Linked DNA regions of Homo sapiens: region 1 is linked to region 2. Evidence: chromatin loops called from intact Hi-C (ENCODE). Cell type or tissue: ascending aorta. All regions are shown on one strand. Links, peaks and the distances in the headings refer to the core of each region. The heading gives the core; the rest is flanking DNA.

Evidence for each region. Hi-C counts contacts between places; a loop is a spot of excess contacts. Peaks named below come from ENCODE experiments on the same cell type or tissue, not always from the same donor. Only the 100,000 strongest peaks of a DNase experiment are listed, where the experiment ranks them.
Region 1: a loop joins it to region 2, with 2.0 times the contacts of the local background. A loop is called at or near these places in 5 of 110 quality-filtered maps.

Annotation. Positions count from the first base shown.
Region 1 is chr12:124,454,467-124,459,466 of GRCh38, reverse strand. NCOR2 (nuclear receptor corepressor 2) reads left to right here. Exons shown (of 49, transcript NM_006312.6): 8 at 2,305-2,361. Among named protein-coding and RNA genes, the nearest start is that of NCOR2, 110 kb to the left of the region's middle. RefSeq lists silencers at 2,381-2,440, 2,471-2,600. In ascending aorta, for the core only: a CTCF peak has its summit at 2,298; DNase peaks (open chromatin) are centred at 1,366, 1,806 and 2,414; H3K4me3 peaks cover 1,655 bases; H3K27ac peaks cover 5,000 bases.
Region 2 is chr12:124,738,984-124,754,588 of GRCh38, reverse strand. LOC124903045 (a long non-coding RNA gene) reads right to left here and starts at 12,285. Exons shown (of 2, transcript XR_007063509.1): 1 at 12,201-12,285; 2 at 11,402-11,881. RefSeq lists enhancers at 3,992-4,512, 4,513-5,033, 9,608-9,657. In ascending aorta, for the core only: no CTCF peak of the experiment used is centred there; a DNase peak (open chromatin) is centred at 8,428; H3K4me3 peaks cover 883 bases; H3K27ac peaks cover 3,069 bases.

The DNA.
Region 1 (5,000 bases), core at 1-5,000, 290 kb after region 2:
TCCACAGGCCCACCTCCCCAGGAGGCTGACAAGCAGGACCAGAGAAGACCGTGGAGCAGGAACAAACCCAACACTGGGAGCAGGGGATGTGGGGGCAGGAGGTGAAGGAAACACCCCAGAGAGACAGGAGGAGGTGGGGCTCCCTGTGGCTTTGGCAGGTGAAGAAGGGGTCTTCCTTGCTCTCTAGGTGCTAGCTGTGTGGCCGTGTAGTTTCTAGTGGCTTGGCCCTTTCCGTTGGTATCACTCTTTTATCTAGATGGACAGTTGCTGCTGATCCCCACAGATCATACACAAACTCCTATTCATCCCTCAAAACCCAGCCTATATAGCCCTCCTGTTACCTTTTTGGGAGAGTGACTTGTGCCCCACTTTCACACATACCTTTATCTGCCTGAGCATACTAATCTGCTGTTACTGCTCTTAACCAACAGCCATTGTTTGGGTTTATTCCAGGCAGGGGCCAGGTCTCATTCATTCCATGTCTCTCCCCAGGTCCCAGTGTTTGGGAGCTGCCCTGCCCCCATGCTACCCCATACCCAGTCCTTCACTGGGCCTGGCTTAGGGGTTCTCCCATCTTCAGTACCCCAGGGCAGACTCTTTCCTGCTTCGAGGGTGTGGCTGGGACATTGACTCTCCGGGTGATGTCTGCCCCCATCCACCGGAAATACTAGTCCCAAGCCTAGGGGTGGTCCTGCATGGGACCTGGCCCTTGGCTTCCTCTGTCCGTGGATCCTGGAGGTCATAAGAAGGGCTTCTTCCCTGTGTTTTGTTTCTGTGCCTCAGTTTCACCATCTGTGAGATGGGGCTACTCCTGCCTGTACCTCCCATGGCGCTTATGCGCAATTGACATGTTAAGAACACACCGTATGCCCGACGCTTGGCTCATGGCAGGTGCTTGGAGAAGTGACCATCGCTGTAATAGTTCTCCCCTGCTCTTCTGGCCCCCAGCCGCACCTTGAGGCTGCAGGTCTCGGGGTTTTGGCTCAGCCTGAAGGTGGCCAAGAGCATGGCTCTGCTCTTGGTGGGCCGGGCTCTGGGCTGTAGGCGGAGGCAGCTCTAGGTTCCAGCTTGAGCCCACCTACATACCTGCTGTCTTTCTCCGGGGGCTGGGGAGGGGGAGTGATGCTGGCCTGCCACGCCCTCCTCTCTCTGCTGCAGCCCGGGAGCCTGGGCACCTCCGCCCTGCGAGGAGATCTTGGCAAAGGCTGCGTCAAATTTTTGTTGGCAGCCACATTTCCCAGGGCTTGGGGTCACCTCCTTTTGGCCAATCTGGTTTGGGGTCACTGGGGACAGTTTCAGTATGGTGATGGTGACTTCTGCGGCCTGTCCGCCTAGTCCTTGCCAAATACTGAGTGGCTGCCCCAATGCAGCTGAGTCACAGCAGGGGCTCGCCCGCGTGCCAGCCTGTGAACACCCATTTGCCAGCACACACGCAGTTTAGCCTGGTGCAGGGGGCACCCAAACCCACGCAAATTCTGCCCCTGCCCTCCGCCACAGCCCCCATGAAGCCACCTTCAGGAGCCCCTCCGCCCCCCACCTCCCTGTACCCGGCTGGCCTGGGCTGCCCTCCAGGCCTCCTGTGAGTGGACCCTGGTGGTCCCAGGCTGCGGGCTGGTGGGCCTGGCCGAGGCACAATGTCTGCCTTCACACCGAGGGCCGGGGTGGGGGCCCGGAGGTCCAGCCTATTGATGGAGCGGCCACCGAGCCCTGCGCCACATGTTCCTGTTTTCCTAATAAGTCCCCAGTTGTGAGTGGGGAGGAGGCGGGGAGGCCCCGGGGCAGCCCAGAAATAATCACATGATTGTGAAACACAAGAATCCTAGAAAGGGTATCTCCGAGCGCCTCTATCTCACCCTCCCTCCTCCTCCTCCTCCTCCTTCCCTCGCTGGCTGCACTAGCTCTGAGGTAATTGTAGACAACCCAACCAGCTTCCAGGGTGAGGGAAGGCATCTCAGGGCTGGCAGTGTCGGCTGGGCTGGTGGGGAGCGGTGCCCACGTCGCTGGGCCCTGGGGGAGCGAGGCCTGCGCGCCTGCCGGGGAGCAGGCTTCAGTGGACCCGGCGCATTTGCTAAAATCGAAACTTGGCTGGCTTGCTGGGGCCGCTGTGGGGGTATTGAGGCTCCTCTGTGTTTTTTTCCAGCGTGGGGAGGGCCTGCAGGGGGCCCCGGGCCTCCCTCCCCCGTGCTGAGGATCAGCATGCTGGACTGGGCTGGGCAGGTGCCCGCTGCTCCGGGAAGCCTCTATTTATAATCTGTGTTTTTTTGTTTTTTAAAAAAATTCCTCCTCTTCGCCATCACCCTGCAGAAGAAGGCTGAAGCTGCACATCGGATTCTGGAAGGCCTGGGGCCCCAGGTGGAGCTGGTGAGCTGGGGTACAGGGTCAGGGGCTCAGGGGAGGGCGGGGGTGGCTGGAGAGGTGGGCAGGGAGGCGGGAGGGTGCGGCGGAGGAGGAAGTCATCTATTACCAAGCGCTGCCCAGGCGGCGTCCGCGGAGGAAGCAGGAAACCCACCTTCCTGATGAGAGGACGGCAGATAGCGGGTGGGCGGGCCTGGCTGGGCTGGGTGGGGGTGGGGAGTCTTGGCAGCGAGCGCCTCCGGGGCCACCTGCGCACTCCTGTGCATACCGTGAAGCCCGGCCGCTCGGGCTGTGAGGAGAGTCACACATCCGTAGGCCGGTGCGCTTGCTCCAGCTGAGCGCGGAGAGCCGGTTCTCTGGGTCACACAATCTCGGTCCACTCCCAGGTGCACCGCTTCATGGCGGTGTGACCCTGAGCGGGTCTGTTACCCTCCCTGTGCTTCAGTTTCCTCATCTGTAAAATGGGAATCCTAACAGCACCTATTCCACTGGATTACAGTGAGGAGGAGCTGTGTTAATATTTTTCCAACATCGGGTGCCGCGCCTGCCTTGTAAACAGTAAGTGCTGGGCATTAGCTATGATGATGATGATGATGATGATGGCGATGATGGCGATGATGGCTGTCACTAGTGTCCTTTTGCTGCGGAAAGATGCCATGTCAGCAGCAGAGCTGGAAAGCAGGCCCCAGGCCTCCTGGAGTCCCTGGGCTGAGGATGGGTGGATGCAGAAGCCCTAGCCCCCAGAGAATGGGCCGCAGCCCCTGCCTGCCCCACAGCCATCTGTGCCCACTGAGCTGGTCAGCATGGATGGCCGTGGTGGGCACTGAAGGTATATGCTACCCACATGTGTGCCGGATGAGGGAGAGTCTCTGTGTGCATGGTGGGCTAGGGTGTGCGTGTGAGTGCGCCCAGGGTGCAGATAAAGGCTTATGCCTTCGCCATGTGTAGTGGCTCATACCTGTAATCCCAGTGCTATGGGAGGCCAAGGCAGGAGGATTGCATGAAGCCAGGAATTTGAGATCAGCCTGGGCAAGATAGCAAGACCTTGTCTCTGCAAAAAATTAAAAAATTCACCAGGTGTGGTGATGCACGCCTTTCGTCCCAGCTACTTGGGAGGCTGAGGCAGGAGGATCGCTTGAGCCCTGGAGTTCAAGGCTGCGGTGAGCTATGATCACACCACTGCACTCCAGCCTGGGCAGTAGAGTGAGACCCTGCCTCATAAAAAAACGAAACAGAAGTCTGACACCTTCAGAGCCTCAATCTAAACTCAGCTCCACTGCATGTTTGCCAAGTGGCCTTAGGAAAGGGGCTGACCTCCCAGTACCACAGTGCTCTCTCATCTGGGACAGGCGGAGGCTCTAGGGCCTCCTTCCAGGGTCTTCCCAGGGTTAAAGGCAGTGCTGCCTGTTAAAGGCTCACCTAGTGCAGCTCCTGGTCCCTACGAAGCGCTCAGTAGTTGTGAACAATTTGGTGATGAGCTGCTCCCCCTGAAGTTTCTGCAGGCTGCTCAGTTTTGCAGTGAGAGCTCCCCAAAGCCCGGGGTCCGTCTTTTGAGGCCACTCAGGAACTACAAGCCCCGGGCTCCCAGGCCCACTCAGAAGGCAGAAGCAGGGAGGAGATGGCAAGGGCTCCTCCAGCTCAGAAGCAGGGCCCAGCTGCCCACCTGGCTGGACTCAGGAACCTCGCTGGGCTCCCCCACCCCTTCAGGGCTCTGCCCCCTCCAGGCACATCCTCGGGCCTGGGCGATCTGGGTGGTGAGCTCTGGCCTAGGGTCGTGCTTCTCTCAGTGGAAGTGATATCTGGGGAAGTTTTCAGCAGCAGCAGCTGCTGCTTGCTTGTTTTTTTGTTTTGTAAACAGCTTTATTGAGGTACAATTCACACGCATGCCATTCACTCAAAGTGTCCAGTTCAGTGGGTTTTAGTGTATTCACAGATGTGTGCAACTGTCACCACGGTCAATTTTAGAACATTCCATCATCTCAAAAAGAAACCCTTCTGTCTCTATGGATTTGCCTATTCTGGACATTTCCTATAAATGGAATCTTGCAATATGTGGTCCTTTGTGTCTGGTTTCTCTCACTCAGCATCATGTTTTCGAGGTTCATCCGTGTCGAGCGTGGGTCGGTCCTTCGTTCCTTTTTGTGGCTGAATCATATTTCACTGTAGGGGTAGGTCACGTGTTGTTTACCCACTCATCAGTCGGTGGACGTGAGATTGTTTGCATATTTGGGGTATTGTGAATAAAGTTGCTGTGAACATTAGTGTGCCGTTTCCATGTGAACGTACGTCTTCATTTCTCCTGGGTGTGTACCTAGGCGTGGAATTGCTAGATCCTCTGTTAACCCTGTTTAGCCCCTTGAGGAACTGCCCAACTGTTTTCCAAAGTGGCCGAAAAGTGGCCGTACCATTTTACATCTCCACCAGTAAGCTGCCTCTTGCCTCGGTTTCTCCTTTTCTGCCAAATAGGGATGGCAGGGTTGGATGAAGTTCCCAAGCATTTCCAGATTTCCGGGTCCTCCCGCTCCCGTTTCCTGATTGGTCCCCGGGGGCCTCCTGGGGGAAAGGGCCTGTGTCTTAGGGCCCGAGGAACACAGGCGAGGAAGCCCCTGTCCGTGGGAGTCTGTGGGCAGATGGGGGTGGGCAGC
Region 2 (15,605 bases), core at 5,351-10,350:
TCTAGTGGAGAAGGAGGTGGACACGGATCAAGTCAACATCAAGGCACAGACAATGGCATTGTGGGGGTACACAGCCAGCCTCAATTCCTCACCACCCCCCACATCTGTGCCCTTTACCGGGTGGCAAAGAAGTAGAGTGCATTTCCCCACCTCTTGACTTTAGGTCTGGCCATGTGACTTGCTTTGGCCATAAGAAGGCAATGGAAATGAGGCTGTGCTAGTATTGGCCCTATCCCTTCAGGGACCTTGTATTATGCTGTGCCTCTGTCACTGGGTGAGACAAACAGGCCCTGGGTTAACTTGCTGATCCAAAGAGGAAGAGAGACAGGTGGGCAGCCCAGCCCAGCCTGGATCAGGTGACTCCCAGCCAACTGGCAGACACGGAAATGATAATGAGTGATTGCAGGTGGGAATCTTTTGTTACGCAGCATGTCGGCAGCAATAGCTAACTGATATAATCAGCTACTGCTAAGTGCTGTTATTAATGCCTTTTTATAGGCAAGAAAACTGAGACCTGCAGAGGTGAAGAAGCTGTCTTGAAGTTAGAGATGGCTGCGCCCAGACAAGAAGCCAGCTGTGCTAACTCCAGGTGGATTGTTCATTCATCCAGCCCATTTTTACCAAGCACCTACCATGTGCCTGTAATTGTGCTAGAAACTGAGGTAATTCAACGGAAAAGTTCCTTCTGTGAGCAACCTGTTAGAAGAGAGAACTCCTTTTTTCCTAGAGTTTCAGCAGAAGTCTGAGGTTTGGGTCCCATCAGCCTGGTGTGGGTCACCTGCCTGCTCTGAGCTAGTCATGGCTGCAAAAGAATGTGAAGCTCTGATTGACCAGGGTAGGTCACGTGTTCATGCTCCTCCCTGTAACTGGGAGAAGGGATGACCCCATCGGAACCAGACAGACTGAGAGCGGAGGAGAGATGGTTTTCCCAGAGAAAAAGGGGTGCTATTAAACCCCAAGAAGGGGAAATAGGTGCTGGGCCGATAAAAAAGAACAATGTATACTCCAGAGCTCCGGGGCCCTAATAAAGACCCCTGCAGCTCTCTGCTCCTTAGTGAATCCCCCCAAGGTCCAGGGCTGCTCCAACCCCCAAGGTCCAGGGCTGTGCCAACCTCCCCTGCCTCCGACACTCCTCGTGGGCGCTCTGCCTGGCTCTCGGAAGATCAGATGTGATTTATTCCTGGCATCTGTGCCGCCGCTTGCCGTGAGGTGCTTTGCAGCAGAACAATAAGTTACAGGGCCATTTATCTTGTTGGCGGCTTCGGATAAAATGAGCAGTCTGTGCAGACAGGGCCTTTAACGAACATGATCAGGGCTGTTCATTTAGAAACCAGGAGGCCTTGACATTGGCTTTAATTGAAGTGGTTAGCAGTAAGGGGCTTGGCTGGGTTTGTTCAGAATGGAGGGTTGCAGCAAAGGGCAGACCTGTCTTTGAGTCTTGTCTGTGCCTCTACTCTGTGTTTGACTTTGGGTAACCTTGGTGATCTCTTCCACACTTTGTTTCCTCACCTGTGAAACGGAGATGTATCAGTCAGTATCGGCTCAGTTGTGTTGCAGTAACAAACAACTCCAAAATCTCATGGTTTTCTAACAACCAACGTTTGTCTCTCACCCGTGCTATGTGTCTGCTGTGTGTTGGCAATGGGCTCTGTGCCATGTCTTCTCACTCTGGGATGCAGAGGGGGCCTCTGCCATGTGGAGCATCATCGGGCTTGAGGCAGGCTGTGCACTGCTTCTTAGAGCTTCTTCTTAGATGCAACTTACATCACTTCTGCTGACATCTCATTGGCCCAGGCAAGCCACACGGCCATGCCTGACTTCTGGTGGGGGACGGGCATAGAGATGAGAAATCCTGCCTGTGACTGTTAGCAGGAAAGCTGGAGAATTATTATTTATTAGAGAGAGCAGTTCTGCTGAGCCATCGTAGAGTCAGGGTTTTTTTTTTTTTTTCCTTGTCCCTCCTGGGGCTGCTAATCATCTGAGCCGAATCCATTCTGTTTTTCGCTGCCAGATTAATCATTTTCCTTGTGCCTCTGCCACATCACTCCATCTGCTGTGAACTTGAGTGCCTGCTGCAGGGCATTGAAGCTGGTCAGCCTGGCACTCAAAGAACCCCTGGGCTGGCACCTCTCAAGATAGTCAAAGCTGAGTCAGAGAGGGCAGAGACTAGGTATTTCTCACTCCCCACTTCGTCTCCAGCTTCCAGAACTGGCATACAGTAGGTGCTCAGTAATTATTTGGTGCCTGGCATACAGTAGGTGCTCAGTAATTATTTGGTGCCTGGCATACAGTAGGTGCTCGGTAATTATTTGTGGCAACTATGAAATGACTTGCCCAAGCCCACATGCCAGGTTGTAAGCCAGACAGGGCTCACGGCAAAGTGCTCACTATTGACAAGGCTCAGTGCAGCCGCCCCGCGGCCACGGTGTTTTCTGGCAGTCGGCGCTCGCTGTGCCCCAGGCCTCAGGAGCCGGCTGTCTTGTATGCATCAGTCCCTGGGGGTCCTTCAAACCACCCCCCAAGGAAGGCACTGTGGTAAGCAGGTTCTTTACTGAGATAGTCATCTGTGTTTATTCACCCTGTGATTTCCCTCCCTCAATTCCAAGGCAACATCCAGCCCTTTCCTCGATATTTGTTTTTCTGGGCAGAGATGAGAAGCCTCTGGAAGATAGTCCATCTATACTGGCCTTTTGTGAAAACTCGATGTATTAGTCAGGGTATAGATTCAGCTGCTGTAACAAAGAAACTCCAGGCTGGGCACGGTGGCTCATGTCTGTAATCTCAGTGCTTTGGGAGGTTGAGGTAGGAGGATCACTAGAGGCCAGGAGTTTGAAACCAGCCTGGGCAACATAGTGAGACCCTGTCTCTACAAAAAATACAAAAAAAATTTAGCTGGACGTGGGCATGGTGGCACACACCAGCAGTCCCAGCTACTTGGGAGGCTGAGGCAGGAGGTCAAGGTGGCAGTGAGCTATGATAGAGCCATTGAACTCCAGCCTGGGCGACAGAGCAAGACCTTGTCTCAAAAACAAACAAAACAAAACAAAAAGAGAGAGAGAAAGAAGAGAAACTCCAATGCAACATTGGCTAAAGCAAGAGAGAAGCTTGTTTCTCTCTACTGTAAGAGGGCTGACGGAGGCGGGCCGTCAGGACGGCCAGGAGCTTTGCCTTACAGTAATTGGGGCCCAGCCCCTTCCATCCTGTCGTCCATCCCGCCTGGATATGGTCCTCATGGCGTGGTTGAAGCAGTGTTAAAACCAGACCCACATTCCAGCTCTCAGAAAGGGGGAGAGGGAGAAGCCCGTGAAGCAGGTGTGGACACTTCCATTCACATTCCAGCAGAAGCAAGGGAAGGGGGAGCGAGGTCTCCGGGTCTCAGGCTTTGTGGCCGTGTGCCCAGCCAGTTTTACTCCCACAGAACAGGAGAACTACACGTTGGTCACACCTGAGCTTGCGAGGAAAGCTGTTGCTGGTTCTGGAGGGAAATGGAGAGAGGGAGCGAGATTTTCGTGTGCTGGGAGCAGGTAGTGAGGCAGGCCTGGTGACCTGGTTCTGCCGCAATGCTCTGGAGGTGAGGGGTCTAGAATTTGTGTCCTGCACCAGGAAGAGGGCGCCCTAAGCCAAGAGTTCCAGGACAGACAAGGCCCGCCCCCTTCACCCCAGAAAGGACCACTTCACAGTCCCCATTCCCCATCCCAGGTCTCTCCAGGGTGCCCAGGGGAACCAGTGACTGGAGGGACCTCATGGACATTTGGTCTTTGATCCGACCCAGCATGGAGGAGCCCCAATCCTGAGACTGAATCTTCCTTCATCCTGGGAGGATGGGGTTTGGAATCAGCCCCCAGTCAATTGGAAAGAAATAAAAATCAGTTATATCTTGCAGATCGGGGTTTGCGGCCTGACATGTATGCATGTTGCCTTGATATCCCTCTTATATTAAGTGAGGAGACTGGAGCTCAGAGAGGTCAGGTCACTGCCCTGTGGTCACAGAGCAAGTTCACAGTAAAACTGGCATCGGGAACCAGGTTGGCGGTTTGTAGACCCGCATACACTGTGGCTATGCTATTCCTCTCTGCTGGGAACCAGGTTGGCGGTTTGCAGACCCGCATACGCTGTGGCTGTGCTATTCCTCTCTGCTGGGAACCAGGTTGGTGGTTTGCAGACCCCGCATGCACTGTGGCTGTGCTTTTCCTCTCTGCTGGGAACCAGGTTGGCGGCTTGCAGACCTGCATGCGCTGTAGCTGTGCTTTTCCTCTCTGTGTGGGTGTGCAGGCACTTTTTGAAGTTTGGACACAGGGCAGGCAGGAGGCATTGGGGTGGTGGACGGTTCTGTGTACCTGAGGGCATAGGTGGCTGGGATTTGTTATGTAGGCTTGCCAGGGGTTCCAGAAATTTCAGCAGGCCACATTCTGGGAAACCTGTTGGAGGCTCTTGGTTACTTTCTAAACAAGTGTTTACCACTGGGCTGGGCTGGAAGCGGCTGGTGAATTATTCAAAGGCCATTGCCGGGGGGGATGTCCGTGGCTTCTGCCAAGCCCCCTCCCCGCCCCGCTGCCTGCAGTGTGCCTGTTTGGGGAACCGTCTCTCAGGCTCCAAGGGGAGTGACGGGAGTGAGCTGTAGGATGAGTGGCCAAGAGCTTAAGGCTGTTCTGCCACTTTTGGGCCAGGCCAGTTAATCCCCCTCTCTGAGTCTCAGTTTCCTCATCTCTAAAATGGACCCAAGAATACTAGTGCAGGGACAATTACATGAGAAAATAGGTCGCTATCTAGCCCAGTGCCGGGTGCAAGTAGCAAGTACTCAACATAATGCCAACATTTTCCAGTAAAGTGGAGCTTTCCTGTTCTTGAAGACTCAGTAATTTTTCTCTTTGGTGTGCGCCAAGGCAGAATTCTTGAACGTGCGTCCCAGGCGACATGACTAAGAATGTGTGCAGCAGCAGCATCTTCAAGCCTCAAAAGGAAACCCAGGCAGGCGCGGTGGCTCACGCCTGTGATCCCAGCATTTCAGGAGGCTTAGGTGGGAGGATCACTTGAGCTTAGGAGTACAACATCACCCTGGGCAACATGTCGAGACCCCATCTATACAAAAATTACACAAGTTAGCTGGGCATGGTGGTGTGTGCCTGTGGTCTCAGCTACACAGGAGCCTGAGGCAACAGGATCACCTGAGCCCAGGAGGCAGAGGCTGCAGTGAGCTGAGATCATACCACTGCTCTCCAGCCTGGGTGATGGGAGTGAAATCCTGTCCAAAAAAAAAAAAAAAAAAAAAAAGGGCCGGGAGCAGTGGTGCACACCTGCAATCCCAGCACTTAGAAGAGGCTGAGGTGGGTGGATCACCTGAGGTCAGGAGTTTGAGACCAGCCTGACTAACATGGTGAAACCCCCATCTCTACTAAAAAAAAAAAAAAAAAAAAAAAATTTAGTTGAGCGTGGTGGTGCATGCCTGTAATCCCAGCTACTTGGGGGCTGAGGCGGGAGAATCGCTTGAATCTGGGAGGCCGAGGTTGCAGTGAGCTGAGATCACACCATTGCACCCCAACCTGGGCAACAAGAGTGAAACACCATCTCAAAAAAAAAAAGCACAAACGAAACCCTGTTCCATGCGCAGTCACCCCCTGTTCCTTTCTCCCCCGGCCCCTGGCAAACACCAACCTACTGTACAGCTCTACGGGTCCGCCTGGTCTGGGCTTTCCATAGAAATGGGACCGGACACTGTGTGGCCTTCGGTGTCTGGCGTCTTTCACTCTGCATCATGTTTCGAGGTTTGTCCACTTTGTAGCGTGTCAGTGCTGAATCTGTTTTGTGGCTGGTCATATTCCATTGCATGGACAGACCATGTGTGGTTTATGGAGTCGTCAGCGGGTGGACTTTCGGGCTGTTTTCACTTCTTGGCTCCTGTGAATAACGCTGCTATGCACATTTGTGTACAAGTTCTTGCGCGGACGTGCGTCTTCGCGTCTCTTGGGACTACGGACATTGGAGGCCAGTGCACCCCTCGTGATGGGGCCCGTCCTGTGGGTTGTGGGACGTTTCGCAGCATACCTGGAGCCACAGCACCCTCTCCACCAGTTGTGACAGCCAAAAATGTCTCCAGACACTACCAAAGTGCCCGGAGTCAATCTCACTTCAGGTAAAATCAAGACTCATCTGTGGAGAGTTAAAAAACAAAACCTAAAACCTAGTCACAGAAGACCACATACACCATGACCCTTGTGTTAGGAGGTTTAAAAACAACTATGACTCGATAATCAATTCTTTTTTTTTTTGTTTGAAAGTCTCACTCTGTCACCCAGGCTGGAGTGCAGTGGCGTCATCTCGGCTCACTGCAATCTCTGCCTCCCGGGTTCAAGCAATTCTCCTGCCTCAACCTCCTGAGTAGCTGGGATTACAGGCGTGCATCACCACACCCAGCTAATTTTTGTATTTTTAGTAGAGACGGGATTTCACCATGTTGGTCAGGCTGGTCTCAAACTCCTGACCTCAAGTGATCCTCCCGCCTTGGCCTCCCACAGAGTTGGGATTACAGGTGTGAGCCACCTCGCCCGGCCTGATAATACATTCTTTAGGGTGAGCTTCTCGAAGTGTGTGGTCCCAGAGCTGCAGCAGCAAAAGCTCCTGGAAACGTGTTGGCAATGCACATTCTCGGGCTCTCCTCCAGACTTGTTGAGTTGGATGCTCTGGGCTGGGCCACAGTCTCCCAAGTGACTGAGCACACTGTCGTGTGAGAAGCACCGGTTTAGGCACAAACATGCTCATGCCCAAAGCCCACAGTGAGGACAAAATACGTGTTTATTTAAATCGAGGAGTGGGGCTTACTTCTGGGGAGAGTCTGGGGGCAGATGTGTCCCTGCCTATGTTCTGTTCTTGCATTGGGGGTAGCTTCATGAGTGTCCATTATATTGTGAAACAAATTCAAAACCACAAAAAGAAATGAAGAAATAAACCCATAAAACAAAACAGGTCAGGCTTCACCAACCATGGGAGTGAGTCACAAGACAATGATTAATCCGATTTTATGCACCTGAGGTCATGAAAGAACTCATGTGGACCATTACTACCATGTGCAGGTTTATTCATCAAGAGGGGAGTGAGGGCCCCGCTGCTGTCCACAAATAAGCTGTGGCCTCTGCTGTCTGTTGCCTCCGCTTTTCTCAGACGCCTCTGCCTCTGGGAATTAGGGGTAGTTGCTAAGATCTATTGAACAGTTGCTGTGTGCCAAGTCTGTTAGCTTAAGCTCTCACGCTGGTGCCTCTGAAGTCCCCTTTTACAGATGTGGAGACTGAGTCTGGGAGGTTCAGTGATTGCCCAAGGTGTGGAGGGGCTTGGGGTTGGAGCCCCAGGTGCACATCTGTCCACACAGGCCCTTTGCGGGGCTGAAGCAGGATTACTCTGAACATCCAAGTCAAGGCCACCCCGGGATTTCATCCAACAACGAAAGCCAAGTTCAAGGTGTCTTGGTTTCTTCTGAAATTGCCCTAACCTTACCTGTTAAAGGCCTGGCTGACTTGTGCTGTTCTTTTTCTTGAAGAAGTCCCCAAAAGATGAAATCACAAAGTCCAGAGCGGTGAAGACATTGCCCAAGACCCACAGCAGAGGCAGGATTCAAACCTGGCTCCCCTCCTCCAGGAAGTCCTCCAAGCCTGCTGCAGTTCCCCAACTCCCACAGAACTCAGGGGCTTAGGGACATGTCAGCAGAGCCTGTTTGCTTTCTAACCCAACACTACGGGTCGCCAGCCCCTCATAGGCAGAGCTCAGACCTTTGACTTTTCTGTATGTTCCTCCTCTCACCTCTCTGATCCTCTCCTGTCAGGTCAGTGTGAGCTGGGCGCACATGAGGCATCCAACAGGCCCTTTGCGTGTGAGTGGGCAGTGCAGTGAGGCAGCCTGCGGCTCAGGCATGGGGCCCCCTGAGCATTTACCCTTGTCTCCCCCACTTCAAATTGTTCGGGAACAGAGACACCCAACTCTGCGAATTACACTGAAACCAGGAAGGTCCCACTCACTCCCTAAAAGAATAAATCAAATGACAGCTAACAGCGACCAAACCCTTTCTATGTGCTCTGCACTCTGCCTGGAGGAGTATGTTTAACACGCAAGAGGGCCTCTCTATCATTACTATCCTCCCCATTTTAGAGAAGGAAACAGGCACAGAGAGGCTGAGTGACTGGCTCAAGGTCACACAGCTAAAAAGAGAGGGAGCCAGGATGTGAGTCCTCCTTGGGGTGGAAAGCCTCCAGCGAGGGCTGTGGTTTTGGCTTCCCATGGGGGAGGCTGGGGAACGAGGCCAGGAGGCCCCTGAGGCTGATTCTGGGTCTCTGTCACGTGGTTTCTCTTGGGTCAGCCAGCGGGGGTGGGCAGCTCTGAATGCAGGCTCAGCCCAGGCCAAGGAATGTCGCAGCGGCTGTGGCTCAGCGGGCCAGCCAGAGCGGAGGCTGGGGGAGGGAGTGGCGTCTTGGCAGCCGTGACAAATAGAAAACAGATTGTGTTTCCCTTTGCTTCCACCCCCAGCCGGGGGAGGGGATGTGCCGGAACCCAATTACCCACTTACAATGGATGCTCTATTGTGGAACGGGAGGCAAGGTCGGGGCAGGGGGAGCAGGCCCTGCCCGGGGCGCGGTGTCCCTGGCACGGCCCCGTTGCTCGCCCGCCCTGGCTGACCTCCCTTCCTCCTGACTCTGCTGCCAGCCCCGCCGCCCCCTCTCCTAGCTCACAAAGACCCAGCGCCCTTTCCAAAACTGGGTCTTCCTTCCAGGCAGCCTTGATTCTCGCTGTGGAGCCGCAAGGACTGTGGATCCTTGTCTGAGCACTAAAGTCCAGCAAAGGTTTCTGTCATTCCTTCCTTCCTTCATTCATTCTTTCACTCATTCATTCCTCCCCCACCAGCCCCCTAATCTCTCTCCTCTCTCTATCTTGTTAATGATCTGGAAATATTTGAGCATCCAGGCAGCTTGGTTCCCATCGAGATCCACTCATTGATTCACTAAATATTTACTAAGCACCCACTATGTGCAGGCACTAAGAATCTGTTCATTTACCACTGTTTGTGGAGTACCTACTGTGCGTGAGGCCCTAGACAGACTTGCATTCACTTAGCAGGTATTTGTGGAGCATCCACAGAGATACATGTTTGTCCAGTATTTGTGGAGCGCGTACTATACGCCAGGGAGTCATTCATTCATTTACCAAGCGTTGGGGGGGGCACCTACTACGCTCTGGGTGTTGGGGTGCCACAGTGAACAGGACAGACATGGTCTCTGCCCTCAGGCATCTTATGGTCCAGTGGGCAGGGGCAGACTCTTAACAACAATTTGATGTGCTGTGCATTTATTGCACACCAACTGTGTGCAGGCTTCTTGGAGGGCAGGATTAGAGATGCACGCTGGTCAATGTGAACAGCCTGAGCATGAATCAGACCTAGATTGGGACTGGGGTGCCGACTGCATCACCAAAGAAGGAGACTGACTTCACCTCCAAGACCTCAGTTTACTCAGCTGTAAAATGGGTGGTGGTGAGACTTAGCCAAGGGGCCTGGGAAATAGGAGTTTGCTTCTGTTGGGGACAGCTGTTGCTTTTACCAACTCAGCATCTGTTCCTCCTGGTAATGGCGCCCCGGATCTCGTTGAGGAAAACAGCTTTCTTCTTTTCTCTCATCATCTGTAGTTCAGGTGGGGCTGACCCCGCCTCCCTGGCTCCTGGAGGAGCACATGACCAAGGCTTGGCCAATCAGGTCATCCCATCCTCTGACAGCAGTCATTGGTCCAAAGGAGGGTCACATGATGTAGTCGGGTATCAGTGAGATTCTTACCTTAGGACGGGAGAGCCTGCCTGAGAATAAAACCAACCCAGAGGGCCAGGCGTGGTGTCTCATGCTTGTAATCTCAGCACTTTGGGAGGCCAAGGTGGGCAGATCACCTGAGGTCAGGAGTTCGAGACCCTGTCTCTACCAAAAAATACAAGGGAGGCTGAGGCAGGAGAATTGCTTGAACCCGGAAGGCAGAGGTTGCAGTGAGCCAAGACTATGCCAATGCACTCTAGCCTGGGCAACAAAAGCGAGACTCCATCTAAAAAAACCCAAAACAACAACAACAACAACACCCAGAGGAATGGAGAGAATGAGTCCTGGTGGTGCCATTGTGAGCCCCTGGATCCAGCTGTGCCTGAAACTCACCCAACCCCTGGACTTTTCAGTAACATGAGCCGATAAACTCTCTCCGTCGCTTCAGCCACTTTGAATTGGGAATTTTGTCACTTGAAGCCAGGAGCCCTGACTGACAAATAGGCCTTTTCTCTCCCCTTATTTCATAAAACACCACGCGTGGAACAAGCAAAATTAATGCCCCTGCTTCCTAAACAGCCGATGAGCAATGGCTAATGGTAGAGGCTGGGCAATGACTCCTTTCTCTTTGGTGCATGAGGACATCCATTCTCTGGCCGGCCCCTGACCTCGCCTCACTGAGCTGGAGCAGAAATCACTTAACCTTCCAGGCCTCGGCGTTTAGAGGTTTGTGATGGATGGTGCTTGGCCTCGTGGGCAGAAATGGAAAATTCTCGGCCGTCTGATCTGTCCCTTCTTTCTGCTTTTCACGGCTGGCCCAGGCAGGAGTCAGTGGCGGGATTCGGAGATGGCAAGCGTGCTCTGTCAAGGGCCAGATAGTCAATATTCTAGGCTTTGTGCGTCATGAGGCCTCTGTTGTGCATTCTTTGTTATTTTTTGTTTTGTTTGTAAAAACTCCTTAAAAATGTAAAGAATGACCAGGTGCGGTGGCTCATGCCTGTCATCCCATTGCTTTGGGAGGCCTATGCAGGAGGATCACTTGAGGCCAGGAGTTTGAGACCATCCTGGGCAACGTAGTGAGACCCAGTGTTTAAAAAAAAATTAGCCGGGTGTGGTGGCATGCACTTGTAGACCCAGCTACTCGGGAGGCTGAGGTGGGAGGATTGCTTGAGCCCAGGAGTTCAAGGCTGCAGTGAGCTGTGATTGGGCCACTGCACTCCAGCCTGGGCAACAGAGCAAGACCCTGTCTCAAATAAATGAATAAATATATAAAAATTTTAAAAATGTAAAAATTATTCCTAGTGTGCAGGCTGCGAACTCTTCTCCTTTGCTACTGGCTGGATTTGTCTCATGGCTGCGTTGTAATGGCCCCTGGATGAGGCCATGGTTCTGGGGAATCAGTGGCCCTTTTCTCTTTCCTGACTTCTCTCCCTCCCTTTCTTCTCCCCTCTCTTTCTTTCCTTTTCTTTTCCCTCCCTCTTTCCTTTCTTTGTTCTCTCTTTCGTGGGATAAAAACCCTTGTTCTCACAAACCCAGGAAATATCCTGGAACTATTTTGGTGTCAAAACTCATCCTTAAAAGTAGCCCATCTCCTTTGCTTGCCATTTCTCCCCATGGCACGTAGTACAATTTGTAATTATAGATTTATTTCTTTAATTGTTTTGGGGGTATCTGTTTCCTTGTTCTGAAATAGAAACTCCATGAAGAAGGAAAGCTGGGGAGGGGGTGCGGGGTCTGGGTTTCCAGGCAATTTGGGGCTGATTTCAGCGAATGGGGGGTGGGACATGACTGTGGTGAACTTGACAAAGGGCAGGATGCTGGCCTTGCAGCTGTGTGGGCAGAGCTGGGCGGGGCTGGGGGCTGCTGGAGTCGCCTCTACACAGGCAGGCTCTGGCCACGACCCTGAGCCATGAACGGAGGAGGGAGTGGGCTCTCGTCCCTGGCCTCCCAGAGACCACAGCTTGCTAGGGCCAGCTGGCAGGTGTGATTCTGCTCCTAAAGCTGGATCTTTCCTCTGCCGGTGGAAATCCATCGCTCTCCGGCTGCTCGAGAACTCCTGGCTACAATTTGGCAAGATTCGGATCTGGCTTCTTTAGGATTAAGGAGCTGCCGGGAGTCACAAGCAGAGACACTCATGTGGGTTCCGAAGGTCCGCTCTCTGGGCACCCCAGGCTCGGAGTATTCTAAAATCCTGAGCCATCCACAGGTTCCCTAACAGGACCCTTCTGGCCACTCCAACAGACCCACTGCCCGCGTCGGGGAGGCCCACGTTTCAGGCACTGTAGACCAGCGGGGAGGAAGCGCCTGGTGGGTCTTGAGCTGAGGACATCTGGCCTGGGTGGGGAGTCCAGGCTCTGCAGCCCCACTGCATTTTCTGTGGGCTCCACCGCCCCTCGGGAGTCTGCAAAGGGTCCCAGCGACTCACCCATCTGGACGCCCTTCCTGCGGCTGCCTGTTCACCTTGGCTTATGCGTGGTGGCAGGTGGCGTCTGCGGGAGCTCCAGAGCACTGGGCCTGGTGGAGCTGCACCCCCAGCGGGTGCCCAGGGGTCAGACACACCGATCCACATAAGGACACTGTGCCCGGTGTTTACATCCAGGTTTCATTCCATTGGATGGGAGCCCAGACCATCAAGTTATTAAATATTTATATAACGTCACTCATGCCTGGGCCTCTGTGGAGCAGTGTGACTGAAATCACTGGTGTATTTTGAGATCCCCCCATCTCTCATTCAAATTCCTTATCAGGAAATTCCTTCTCATTCAAATTCCTTGTCAGGACTCCCCTTTTGTCAGAGTCGATACCATTATTGTCCCTATTCCACAGAGGGGAAACTGAGGCACAGGACTGTTAAGTGCCCAAGGTCACAAGGCTTGGTTGCAATTCATTCATTTATTTATTGATGTACCATTCAGTGAGGGTGCTGGGGGTCACAGGTGAACGAAGCAGCCCCTGCCCCTGCTCACGGGGTCTGGTAGGCAGTTGGGGGTGGGGGCACAGCAGGGGGACTTGGCTAAAGTCCAGGAGTCCAGGAAATCTGTCGAGCATGGTGTGGCCCAAGGGTTGAGCGCCCAGTCCCTGGGGGCAGCTCTGTCTGGGTCCAAATTCTGGGTCTGTCACTTACTACCCGTGCCTCAATTTCCCCACCTCTTAGCCTTTTGGTGAAGACTAAATAAGTTGTTATGTGTATCTGTAATAGATGAAACAGAGTCTGGCACATTGTAAGTGCTGTATCCGTATCACCAATGATCATGATAAATGCCAGTTGAGTACATGAACAAAAAGCAATGTTTCAGTTCAGTCTTTGAGCATCCCTGGGTGACAGTAGCTAAAGTTTAGACCATGTGGGGAACAGTGTGCCAGCTAGAGGGAACAGCATATGCAAAGGCCCGCCCCACTGCTGTACCAGGGCTCAGCGTGGATCTGTCAAGGGATGAGGCCTTTCCCTGGGGGCCCACAGAGGATAAATCAGAAAAGAACAGGCAGGTATGTCTGGGGAGGGGGGCGCAGAAGAGAGGGAGGGAGCCTGCCTTGGACCATGTGTCTCAGACGCACGTGGGAACAAGAATGGCAGTGACCTAGTCATCGGGTAAAATGATAGCTCAGTTCTGGGGACCAAGACCAGGACATGCGGGTCCTCCTGGGAGGCTTCTCTTCTGACTCCTCTCCTGGCCCCATAAAACCCTCCTTGCAGGGCCATGGCCGCCGAGCTCTTCGGCTGTGGAAAATGAGGAGGCTGCTGCCTCCTCCAGGTGTGTGGAGGGAGCCGCTGTGACTTTCATCTGACAGCGAGCTGCTTCCTGACCAGAAATGACTCAGAAAGATTTGTCGGCAGAGTGCTGCAGCTGCTGTCCCGGGATCAACTGGGAAGCGCTGGATCTGGGTGGCAGGGCCACTCACTGCCCATGGAACTCAGGCTTTCTCCAGGACTTCTGTCTGGGTCGCCTCTCTCTGAGGAAGCCGCCACCCCCAGAGGGAAATGACTGGCCTGCCATTCACCCCTGGGAAATCCTGCCAAGGCTTCTCTCTGCCCTCTTGTTCTCGTGATGGCCACTGAGGGAGGGCATGTAGGAGGGTGTTTATTCCATCAGCAAATTGTTATTCAATCAACACACATTTTCTCAGTGCCTCCTTTGCTAGGTGCTGATGAGACAAAGTTATAGGAGGTGTTGTCTTTACTCTCAAGATTTCAGCCTCATGTGAGAGACACATGCAAGCTGGTAATTTCTCACGGTGAAATCTTTATGGGTTGGGAGTTAATTCAGCCAGGCTCTCTGTTTGCAAAAGGTAAAACAAAACAAAGCAAAACAAAAGCCTCCAACTAGCTTAGGGGAAAAAAGGAAATTTAATCATCATGATATAACTGAAAAGTTAAGTACATACCTTCAGGTACAGCTTGATCCGGGGGCTCAAAATATTCACCAGGATTTACTTCCTCTCCATCTTGGCACCCTGCCTGCTATGGTTCTGATTGCTATGGTGGGCAAAATAACCACCCCCAAAGATGTCCATGTCCTAATCCCAGGAAACATGTGAATATGTTAGCTGACATGGCAAAAGGGACCTTGCAGATCTAATGACGTTACACGTCTTGAGATGGGGGGATTCTCCTGGATTATCATAAGGGTGATGTAATCACAAGGTTCCTTATCAGTGAAAGAGGAGCATGAGTCAGAGAGAGGAGTTGTGACTGCAGAGGCAGAGGCAGAGGCAGGAGTGATGGCTTTGCTGGAAGGGGCCATGAGCCTAGGAGTGCGGGCAGCCTCTAGAAGCTGGAAAAGGCAGAGAATGGATGCTCCCCTGCAATTTCCAGAAGGAACACAGCCTTGCCAACATCTTGCTTTTAGTCCAGTGAGGCCCGCTGTGGCCTTCTGACCTCTAGAACTGTAAAATAATACACTTGTGTTGTGTTAACTCACATCTCCCTTGGTTCCAGTCTAGGGGGAGATGGAATATTTCCTCCCTGGTAACTCTGGCACAATTACCTAGCCCTCCCTCTGATGGGACCAGCTCGGGTCGCATGCCCGTCTCTGAGCCAGTCACCTGGCTAGCAGTGCTCTGACTGGCCAGGCCTGGGGCACAGGCTCTGCCCTTTCAGGGGGTGGAGGCCACCTGACTGTCCTGGACTGCGTGGAGGAAATTCAGAGTGATGCCCCCATTGAAAAGGGGAATGAGGCTGCATGCAGTGGCGCACGCCTGTGATCTCAGCACTTTAGCAGGCCAGTGTGGGAGGATTGCTTGAGCCCAAGAGTTCCAGGCTGAGGTGAGCTATGATTGCATGACCGCACTCCAGCCTGGGCAACAGAGCGGGACCCTGTCTCTTAAAAAAGAGAAATGAATGCGGTGTACCCCAAAACAGTACCTGCTCTCTACAGCAGGGGAGGGAGAACTCTCACCTGGCCCTGAGGAAGGAGGGAAGAGCACTGGGGGGCATGAGGAGACCTGAATTTTATTCGCCATTTCCGGTCTCATTCATGGGCTGTGTGACCTTGCGTAGGTGGTGCAACCTCTCTGGCCCTCCATTTCCGCACCCGTAAAATGGGGCTGATAGTCACGGCCTTGCATCTTCCTGGGCTGGGATCATTCTTGAGCGACAGGCTGGCTTGGAACGAGCCCCGTTGCCGTGCAGCTAGCCCGGGGCTCCCGGAGGGTGGGCGTTTTCATGCCTGGGCAGCCTCTCGTTTGTTTTCTCAGTGGTTTTGCTTTATCGGGGCGTTAAATGGAATCTTCGTCCTGTGACTCAGACTTCAAAAGAGACGCGTGACCTCCTGGGTTAAGCTGCCTGGGGCTGCTGGTGCCGGGTGAGAAGGCAACGCGGCGCCTTCCGTGT